Regions from separate parts of the Homo sapiens genome. Here region 2 is linked to region 1. Evidence: chromatin loops called from intact Hi-C (ENCODE). Cell type or tissue: ascending aorta. All regions are shown on one strand. Region 1 overlaps SLC6A17 (solute carrier family 6 member 17). Region 2 overlaps LINC01397 (long intergenic non-protein coding RNA 1397).

The links. Peaks named below come from ENCODE experiments on the same cell type or tissue, not always from the same donor. Only the 100,000 strongest peaks of a DNase experiment are listed, where the experiment ranks them.
Region 2: it touches region 1 in a loop (2.8-fold over the local background); 1 of 110 quality-filtered maps calls a loop at or near these places.

What each region holds. Positions count from the first base shown.
Region 1 is chr1:110,185,205-110,190,204 of GRCh38, reverse strand. All of the region lies in intron 6 of SLC6A17 (solute carrier family 6 member 17), which reads right to left. Among named protein-coding and RNA genes, the nearest start is that of SLC6A17-AS1, 19 kb to the right of the region's middle. In ascending aorta, no CTCF peak of the experiment used is centred here; DNase peaks (open chromatin) are centred at 2,494 and 2,814; H3K4me3 peaks cover 832 bases; H3K27ac peaks cover 4,350 bases.
Region 2 is chr1:110,085,579-110,090,578 of GRCh38, reverse strand. All of the region lies in intron 1 of LINC01397 (long intergenic non-protein coding RNA 1397), which reads right to left. Among named protein-coding and RNA genes, the nearest start is that of LINC01397, 5.4 kb to the right of the region's middle. In ascending aorta, a CTCF peak has its summit at 2,328; a DNase peak (open chromatin) is centred at 2,329.

The DNA of each region.
Region 1 (5,000 bases):
GCCCCTTGGCATCTATGAGGAGACCCTCTCCCCAGCCCACCCCTGTGTACTTATTAGGTATAAGGTGTCAAGGCCTCCCTGTGGCAATGACATGTAGCCACTCATCCATCAATCTCTGAGCACCTGCTGTGGGCCAGGCCTGGTGCTAGGCGATGCAGAGGCCATGGGGAATAGAAGCAATCAGGCTCTCCAAGTTTACATTCTAGTTGGAGAGAGACACATTGGTCAAATGATCCCACGAACAAATGCTAAATTGCAAATGTGACAAGGGCTGTGAAGGCTGGGCACCCAGTGCTTGGAGAGCCCATAAGAAGGGGATCTGAACAAGTTGGGAGGCCAGGCAAGGCTTCCCAGAAGAAGGGGTCCTCAAGCTGACATTTGAAAGCTGATGAAAGCGAGGCCACAAGGGGAGGGAAGAACATTCGGGAAGAAGCATGGACAGAGGTCCTGAGATAGGACAGAGGATGGTGTGTAAAAGGGAATGGAAGGTGCCAGGGTGGCTGAAGCAGTGAGGACGAGGTGGGGGTGGCACAGGTAGGGCTGGGAGAGGAGAGAAGTTAGATCAAAGGCCTGTACAGATCCTGTCTTCACCCTAAGAAAGCACCTAACCCAAGAAGCCACCGAGGGGTTTAAAGAAGTGGGGACACAATCATGTGCATTTCCAAAAGAAATAAGTGGATTCAGCAGACCTTCGAGGAAGCGGCTTCTGGGGTCCAGGCTGGAGGGGACAGTGGCTTTGCTAAGGGGCTGGGTGGTGCCAATGGAGAGATCTTCGCAGGACAAACCAAGGAGACCTTCGGGATGGACTGGAGATGGGAGATGCTGGAGAGGGAGAGGCCGAGGTGAGGGCCATGTCTCTGGCCTGCATACCTGAGCAGGTGGAGATGGGGACAGTGGGAGAGGAACAGGTTGATGGTGTTGGGCAGGGAGGATCAGGACATTAGTTCTACAAAGGTTGAGCTGAATGTGTCTTTAAGACATCTAAAATGAAATGCCAAGTGGTCCGCTGGACAGATGAGCCTGGAGCCAGAGAGAGACAAGCTGGAGATAGACTTTCTGAGTAGCAGGTGTGCTGGCAGGAGCTGAGGCTGTGGCTGTAGTTACAGAGGGATAAGAAGCAAAAGCCTGCTCCTATCTCCAACACTGAATGCAGGGAAGAGGGAGAGTCTCCTGAAAGGGAGTCAGAGAAGGAGAAGCAGCAGAGGCAAGAGGAAAACCCAGAGCCTGGAGGAGGAAGGGTCAGTGCTGCCAGTGAAAGACCCTGAGGGAGTCCACGCAGGAGGCCACAGGGGGCTTCAGAGGCTTCCTCGGAGTTGCTCCCTGGCAAGAAGCCAGGGGAAGTGAAGAAAAGAGAGAGGCAGAGGGGAGGAAATGGAGGCAATGTGGGTAAGCAGGTCCTCGGAGAAGCAAGCCTCGGATCAGGAGAAGGGCAGTATCCGGAGAAGGCTATGAAATCAACAAAGGGTTGCATTTTTATATGTTGTCTTGATTTCTTTTTTGTTTTTGTTTTCAATGGAGTGTCTTGAAAAGCTGGAGGGTAGGGATCGGGATGGGGTGGGAAGCTGTCCTCCATAGGACCACCCTTGGGCTGCTCATTTGAGAGAGGAGGGAGGGAGGACAGGATGGGGCAGCTGCAGGCAGGTTTTATGGTCGGTTTCTGTCTCTGTCATCTGAGGGAGTTTCTTGGCAGCTTCTGTTTTCCCTGTAAAGCAGGAGGCAAAATCATCTGCTGGGGATGAGTATGCCGGAAGGAAGGTCAGAGGGTGTGAAGGATTGGAAGGGTTTAAAATAGCCACAGCGGAGCATGGGAGAGCCAGGTGACCAGAGAAACAGGGCAGGGCTGTCCTGTACTGCTGGGGGCCCACCCCCTTGCATAGGCGGATGTCTGGTTTTTAAAGTAAGATGAAATGTTACCTTCTTTACAAATGTAATACAGGCCCACGGTTCCTTATCTAAAAGCCCTGGGGGCTGACTGGTTTTGGAATACAAGCTTTTGTTTCTAATTTAATTTTAGAAAGGTAATGTGATGCATATGCTACTTAATTACATATCACCCCCAGCAGGGTCTGGGGCAGCACCCTGTAATCAAACACGTTAGTATTTCTGCAGCAAAATATGAATATTCACACCAAGTGAATCAATAAAGACTATAAATAGCCTCACATCTGTGCAGGTCATTTTGCTTCCAAGTGAGTTCTGGAGGATCAAAACCAAACCAAACCAATTTTTGTTTTTCATGGCTATTTGGATTTTGGTATTGTGGATAAGGAAATGGGGGCCTGTACTGTGCCTAGTAGAAATCTGGAGAATAGAAAAGGAGAAGAAAACAATCATAGTTCCACTGGGAAAGGACTTGTGTTAATTCCCATCTCTTGGGTGAGTTTTTGAAAAATAATTTTTCAAGAATGCTCCAGAAATGGGCATAAGGGTGACTTATGCCTGGAAGGCATGCTGGCTGGCCTCCTCTGGTATTCGCAAATGTCAATCACAACAGCCCTACCACAATCTGCTGGAGCCTGGGCGCTTCTCCTAGGCTAGAAACCAGCACCTCATGGGAGGGCTCTGAGCAGTTTGGTGAGTTCTAACTAGGAAGAATTATGAAATTTTCTAAAAGAAGGTATGTTGAGATTATTAAATCAAGTTTAGCCTAAAGCTGCCTCCTTAGATATTTTAAGTTTGGCCTAAAGGTTTCTCTGTACATCATGAACTGTAAGAAGTGGAGGTGTAAACAGACTGTAGCCTACCCTTGTGCCAATCACTGAGTTTTGGCCAATCAAATGTGGTCAACTGCTCGAACCAACTTCAAATAAGGCAAACACCAAGCTGTGACCAATCCAGCTGTTTCTGCACCTCACTTCCATCTTCCGTAAGTCACTTTCCTTTTTCTGTCCATAAATCTTCTTCCATCACATGACTGCACTGGAGTCTCTGAACCTACTCTGGCTCGGAAGGCTGCCCGATTCGCGAATTGTTCTGCCTGATTAGCGAATTGTTCTGCCTGATTAGCGAATTGTTCATTGCTCAATTAAACTTTTACATTTAATCTAGCTGAAGTGGTTTTTTGTTTTTGTTTTTGTTTTTTTTTAACAAGATGAACACAGCTCTGGTCACGTCGCTTGCATGCTGAAAAATATCTGATGGTTCCCCACTGTCTTCTAGAAAATCTTTTTCCATTCCTTTATGTTCTGAACATTCTACATGCAGGTAACTTACTCCTCTTCAAAAGCACACCTCTGGCCTTTGCCTAGGCTGTAATTTTTTCCTGAAATTCCCTTCCTCCTACTCACTTTCTGGTAAACTCCTACAAATTTCTCAAAACCCACCATGAATATCATTTCTTCTTTAAAGTTTTTCCTAATTGCCTCTGGTCCTTGAGCTCTCACAGCTCTTGTCAATACCCACGTCACAGGTTTATGTGTCTCGTCTTCCTTTCAACACTTTGTGCTTAGGGGTGGAGCCCATCTCCTCTCCTGTTTGTATGAACAGTGCTGGCACGTGTGAGAGAAGGAAAGAGTCGGGAGCGAGAGAGAGAGAGAGAGACTAGACAAAAGCTGACCTTTTTCTATGAGTTGTGAGCTGAGCAGGAGGGACCAGACAAGGGGCTACAAAGTTGTACCAGCCTTTTGGGCTAAGATGCTGTCTTCTAGAATAAGAGGACGATCTTAGGACTTCAAACTTCTACTTTCTAAAACATGGCTATTTTAATACTGGCTTCATTTTATTATCCTTTCCTCTTCTCTTTCCTTTTTTTTTTTTTTTGGTAATTATTTCCTTTTTTATCTATGTCAATCATTTTCACAAAAAGGTCCAGACTACCTGTGAGACCCAAATTCATACCATCATTAAGATTTCCATCACACCCTAAACCTAAAAGGTTTAGGATCAATAAAGATGTGAATAAATTCCTCAGCCTAGTCACACTTCAGGGTCAAATTTCATAAATGGAGGCAGCCACTCCTGGGAGGATACCACAATCCCAAACTGCAGATCAGAGCTGGCCCTATATAGCTTGGAGATTTCTTGGAGGATGGAATATTCAACAACTTTGGATAGAAAAAAAATTTGTTTGTTAAGATTGCTCTTTTTCCACTAAAAAATTATGGAATATTTATTATAAAATGTACAAAGGCAGAGAAGATAGTGTAATGAATACCTATCACCCACATACGTATCACCCAGCAAATTGATGGAACCAAATCTGATGTTGATAGGGCCCAGGAAAGCATCTGAGGGTGAACTTGACCTTTGAGGAGAAAAGTGCCTGGTGCAGGTGGTCCCTGGGCACCCTCCCTTCCAGCCTGCAGCTCAGAGGGGTACTCTTGCTGATGGAGATGACCACAGATGCCCAGTGCTAATCTGGGGGTAAATTGAGCCTGGCACCTTCAGTACAGAATGCTTATTGTTCCTTGCATTTAAAGGGGCTCTTTCCAGGATTCCTGGGTGATGGTGCATGATTCTAACAAGCAACAACAGAGGATGAACCCCCGGCCAGATTCAGAAAACCCCACGCCCCTTCCAGGCATCAGGATGTGACTGCAAGAGGAGGATGGGCAATGGGCTTTTCCCTCAGAAAAGGCGGCTCGCCCCCTCCTCGGGGTGTCTGCTCTAAAACAGAGGAACAGCTTCCTGCCAATTCTTCAGCATGATGGCTGAACTACTTCCTCACTCAGGGAAACAAAGTGTATCAAGGCGTTTGACTCGTGGGCATGATGATGCTTTTGAGCCCACAAGCAGCTGCTGAGCCCTAGCCTGAGCGCATGCGTGACAGGAGCACACACCTTGCTTCTCAGCACTGCTGTGCACCTGCTGGTGTGGAGCCAGCCGGGGCCACGAAGCACCAGATGGCACTGGAGCACTGGGCTCCCGCTGCCCAAGAACAGTGTCACCTTCACAAGGGACGAGGATAATAATAGCTAACATTTACCACATGCTCTCCACTTGCCAGGAGCAGTCCTAAGCACTTTCCCGACAACCCCATTGGGGAGGTGCCACTGTCCACC
Region 2 (5,000 bases), 100 kb after region 1:
CAGCAAAGATTACTGATTACTCTTTTAAAGAATAGCTGCAACTGATCACATTCTGACGGGAGTAGAAGTTCTGGACAGCAGTGTTCCCAGATGGTGCACTCTGCAAAAATGAGTGGGTTTTGGCACGTTTCAGTGCCTGGCCTAGGGCCGACCCTGAGGGGTCTCTGAGTCTTAGGTGGTCCACACACAGAATTGCCTGCCAGAGTCAGATGAGTGCACCCGTGTGGGGTCCACAGACACAAGCAGAGACAAAAGCTCCGGAGGAATGAGGTCAGGAGATAATCAGATGCGACTCCTGCGGCCTCTCCAGGACCCTGTGGAAGCCCCCACAGCCCTTCTCAGGAGACCTTTTGGCCCAGCAATGTTATACCAAAAGTAGGAAGTGTGGGTTCTGGGTTCTCAGCACCTCCAGCTGCAGCTGGGCTGAGGAAGGCACAGCTGTCCTGCCTAAGGCTGTGTCTCTTGTGAAGGAGAAACATCCGGTCAATTCCATCAAGAATGTCAGTCAAAATCCCAGGGAGGGATCAGTCAGCTCAGCCCTCCTATCCAGCCAGCTTTTGTGCCCTGGGAGCAGGCCCCTGGACTGTCCTCAGCCAAGACAGGAGAGGCCCATCTCCCAAGGGCTATGGCCTTGCTGCCCCTCATCCCACACTCCTCTCCCACCTAAAGCTTCGGGCTGGTAGCCTGCAAGTGAGCAGGGGTTGATGCAGTGGTGCACAGGCCCCCGCAGGATATGACCCAGGATGTGAGGACCCGCAGGCTGGAGGAGAGATATGCAGAGGTGAAAGGGCAAACCTGTTTCCAGTCTCCTTATCAGGAGTAGCCGAGTGAAAGGGAAGTGGCAGCCCCGGAGGTCAGGCTGGGGGGTTGTGGCTGGGGCAAGGCTAGGCTAGGTCTCCTGAGAGGAGACCCCGCTGGGCAGGGAAGAAAGAGAAAGGGGGTGTGGAGGAAGGGCCAGGGAGGGAAAGGGCTGGGAGCACTGACTGTATGGCCCATTCCCAAGGGGAGGAGCAGCAGGGTGACCAGCCACCCAGGCTTGCCCCAGACTGAGAAGCCTCCCAGGACACAGAAGTTCCCATTAAATACTGGGATGGTTGGTCACCCAGGAAGCAGCCCTGGCTAGGGGACTGTCAGAACCCAGCCACCTGCACCCCCTCCAGAGTCCCAGGCTCAACCACCACCTTGTCTCAATGCCTTCTTACTTCTCCCCCTTAGTTATTCATTCAGCAAACATTAACAAAATGCCTACTGTGTGTCAGGCCTGCTGCCAGGCTCTGGGAATTCAGCAGTGAAACGACAGGCATGCTCTCTGCTATCCCAGAGCTTGGAGATTATGCTTCCTTCAAAGCCACAAGGGACACTTACTCCCCTGCTGCCTGCCCCACCAGCCCATCCCCCGGGGCATGTTTCTAGGGAGCCCTCCCTCAACAGTCTTAGGTGGTCCACACACAGAACTGCCTGCCAGAGTCAGATGAGAGCACCCGTGTGGGGTCCACAGACACACGTGGGGATGGTGTCTAAATCACTGTCCCACCTGCCATGGTGCCTTGCATAGGGCCCTGTGCAGGGAGGTGCTTAATACATGTCTTTTGGTTGAGGAGCTAAGGTGTTGAGGGCCAGCTGGAGATGGGGGTCCCTCGGTCACCTGTCAATGCTCGCAGCCTCCCGCCACCACTGCCAGCACCCACCCATATGCGCAGGGCACGCCTCATTGTCAAGCAGCATTCTCCCTGCCCCAGCACAGTGGGGCTGACCTGTCCTCTCCTCAGCTGGGGAAAGTAGGCAGGCCTGTGGGCAGACCCCAGTCTAGCGTGGGGGTGGGGGTCCCCAGGATGGAGGAGTGGGACAGGAGCTGGTTTGTCTTCCCTGAGCAGAGAGGCCTTGGCCTTGGGCTCCAGCATCCTGTTCCCTCAGAGGTCCCACATGAAGAGAAGCCACAAGAGTCAATATGCCTCATGTGTGCCTGGGGGCTTCTTGCGGAGGCAGAGCCAAGCCTAGGCTCCTTCGGCCTCGGTCCTTGCCAGTGGAGAAGCCAGTGGGGACCCTGGGCAGAAGCTAAGTAGGTGAAACACACAGAGACGTGCTGTGGGGGCAAGGAAGTGGAGCAGTGCTGGAAGAGACTTGGGGTTCCAGCTACAACTCCAACAGACTCCTCTCCCCAGTTAAGGAGTAGGGGATTGTATCATTGAAGCCACTGAGGGACCATAAGCTTCTTGCAGGTGGGGGCCACAGGGCAGTGCTTACAGTAAGCTCTCCACCCTTTATGTGGAAAATAAGCCTGGCCCTCAGACAGCAGAGCCCCATGTTTCTGTCCTGCACCCTGGTGGCGTTTTATCATATTGCAACTCATGGGATATTACAGAAGAGGGAGTATGAGCTCAGCCCAGTGGACGCCCGTCTTTGGGGTCTGGCTTTGAGATATCATTAGGATGGGATTCCTGAGTGTTCTGGGAATAGCTGGAACCCAGCCACTCCCAACCAGCTGGGGCGTGGGAGAAAAGAGCAGGACTCGGGAAGACCATGCCAGAGAAAAGGGTAGCATGCGATCCGGTACACTCTCTATCCACAGGCCACAGACACACAGGAAAGGCACAGAAGACACCCTGGGACAGGGTAGGGGGACGTGGTGGAGGGCGGGAGGGGTAAATGGAAACTCAGGTGTCCAGAATTGGATTATGGCTTAATCATAGTCTTTGGTTACTGACAGGCTCTCAATCTTTCGTTAAGTATTCACTTAGGTAGTTTTCATAGTGCACAGGCGCCTGTGAACCAGGCATTATTCACTTAGCTTTCATAGTGCACAGGTGCCTGTGAACCAGGCATTATTCACTTAGTTTTCATAATGCACAGGTGCCCGTGAACCAGTGATTATTCACTTAGGTAGTTTTCATAGTGCACAGGCGCCCGTGAAGCAGGGATTATTCACTTAGTTTTCATAATGCACAGGCCCCTGTGAACCAGAGATTATTCATTTAGTTTTCATAGTGCACAGGTGCCTGTGAACCAGGGATTATTCACTTAGTTTTCATAATGCACAGGTGCCTGTGAACCAGGGATTATTCACTTAGTTTTCATACTGCACAGGTGCCTGTGAACCAGAGATTATTCACTTAGTTTTCATACTGCACAGGTGCCTGTGAACCAGAGATTATTCACTTAGTTTTCATACTGCACAGGTGCCTGTGAACCAGGGCTTTTCCTTCTTTCACTCTCTCTCTGCCACAAAACCACCCTTTTCGTCCAAAGGAAACTCCTCATGGAAACCCAGTACATGAAAAATGAAAAAGTGAAACTGGTCTGGCTGAAGTGGAGGTGGGGCCTGCCCACTGTCTACTTGGCCTCCCCGTCCACTGCCCCAGCAGCCCTGACTAGCCCCTGGCAGATTTGTGGAATGCGATCTACACCATCAGGAGCCAGGAAGGCAGGAATCTGTTTCCTCCATTCCTATGCCCAGTGACCAACACGTGCCCAGTTTGGTTACTCATTTCAACAAATGTTGGGTGAAATGTACTGAAGGAGATGAACTTGTTCCAACCACCACTCAGGTCAGGTTTGGGGAGGGGGCACTAGAAAGTGTCTCTGCCTCAGGATATCCTCCCCATCAGCCTACCACAGTGTCTAACATTCCCCATCACCATGCAGCCTAACCCTGCATGTCCTTCAGGACCCAGAGCAAACACTACTTCCTCCACACAGCTTTCTCAGATGTCTCCAGCCAGAGTCATCTCATTGCCCTTGAACGCTGTAGCCACTTGTTTATCTCTCTCTCTCCTGCATCCTTCACACTCACTCAGGCTTCTGCCTAAGTTCCTGACATACATGTCTCATTTCCCCAGTGGTGTAGACACTGCACAGCTCCAGGGTGGGAGATGTTTAACTGACTTTGGCATCCATCTCAGTGCCTTCCCATAGTAACGTTCCATAAATGTTTGAGGAAGAAAGAAAGGTCTTCTGGTGCTCCTTAGGACGCCGCTGTGTCTCCAGGAGAGCAGCTGGAACCAATTTGACCTACTATGACATTAGCATGAAGTTTATATACTGCAAACTGTCACCATGCAGAAAGAATAGAAGGGGATCCAGGAAAAGGAAGATTTGGTGAAAAGAGACATCTAGGGCTCCAGTGGTACCACAGCTGCATGCACAGGATGGGTCTCTGGCCCTGTGAAAGAGTCAAAGTGTGGCTGAGGAAGAGCTGGCAGTAGGGGTGGCAGGAGAGACGAATGCTGGAGGAGGGTCTCGTCCTGCAGCACTTGAGTTTGCCTCCCCACGCCTGTTTCCCGTGCCTGGCAGGCTGGGACAGAGGGAACTGGTTCCCTTTTTCTCCCCCAGAACATCTGGGGCTACATCAAACATAACAATCTGGTAGAGAAAATTGTTATAGAAATATGTAACTGTGAGACGTTATCAAAGGCGTTTTTAAAGTCCCCTTCCAACCCCCAGCCGGGTGGAGGGGACTGGAAATTAGAAAACTGGGAGACGATTACAGGACCATCAAAGTGGCCGAAATTCAATCCAATCTTCAGGTTTAAGTATGGCTAGCAGACCCCTGCCCCAGCCCAGAAGGCTGCAAACCCACTGTTTAAAAACCAAATCAACAGCATCATCAGATCCAGGTCTGGAGCAAACAAACGGCGCCCACAAAGGCTTCCCTGGATTTTCCTTGCACTGGGGAAACCTGAGAAGCAAGGCCCTGGGGAGGTGCCTGGTCGTGGGGAGGCTCCCAGTTTCCAAGGCTTCTATACTTTCCTCCCTCCCCCTAGTCTGGGCTGGGGTTCTTTATCTCTTCGTCTCTCTTGATGCTTTTCTTCTCCCACATCTTTTTGTACCTACTCTTTCTCCTTCCATTTGTCTCTTCTCCCGTCCTCTCTCTTTTTCTAACAGTATTCCATCTCTTTCTGTCCTTTTTCTCTGTACTGTTTCCCTCTCAGAATCTTTTATTTTGTGAATTTCCATCCCTTTTGTGTATTTCAGCATTGTGTCTGTCTTTATATTTTGTATTC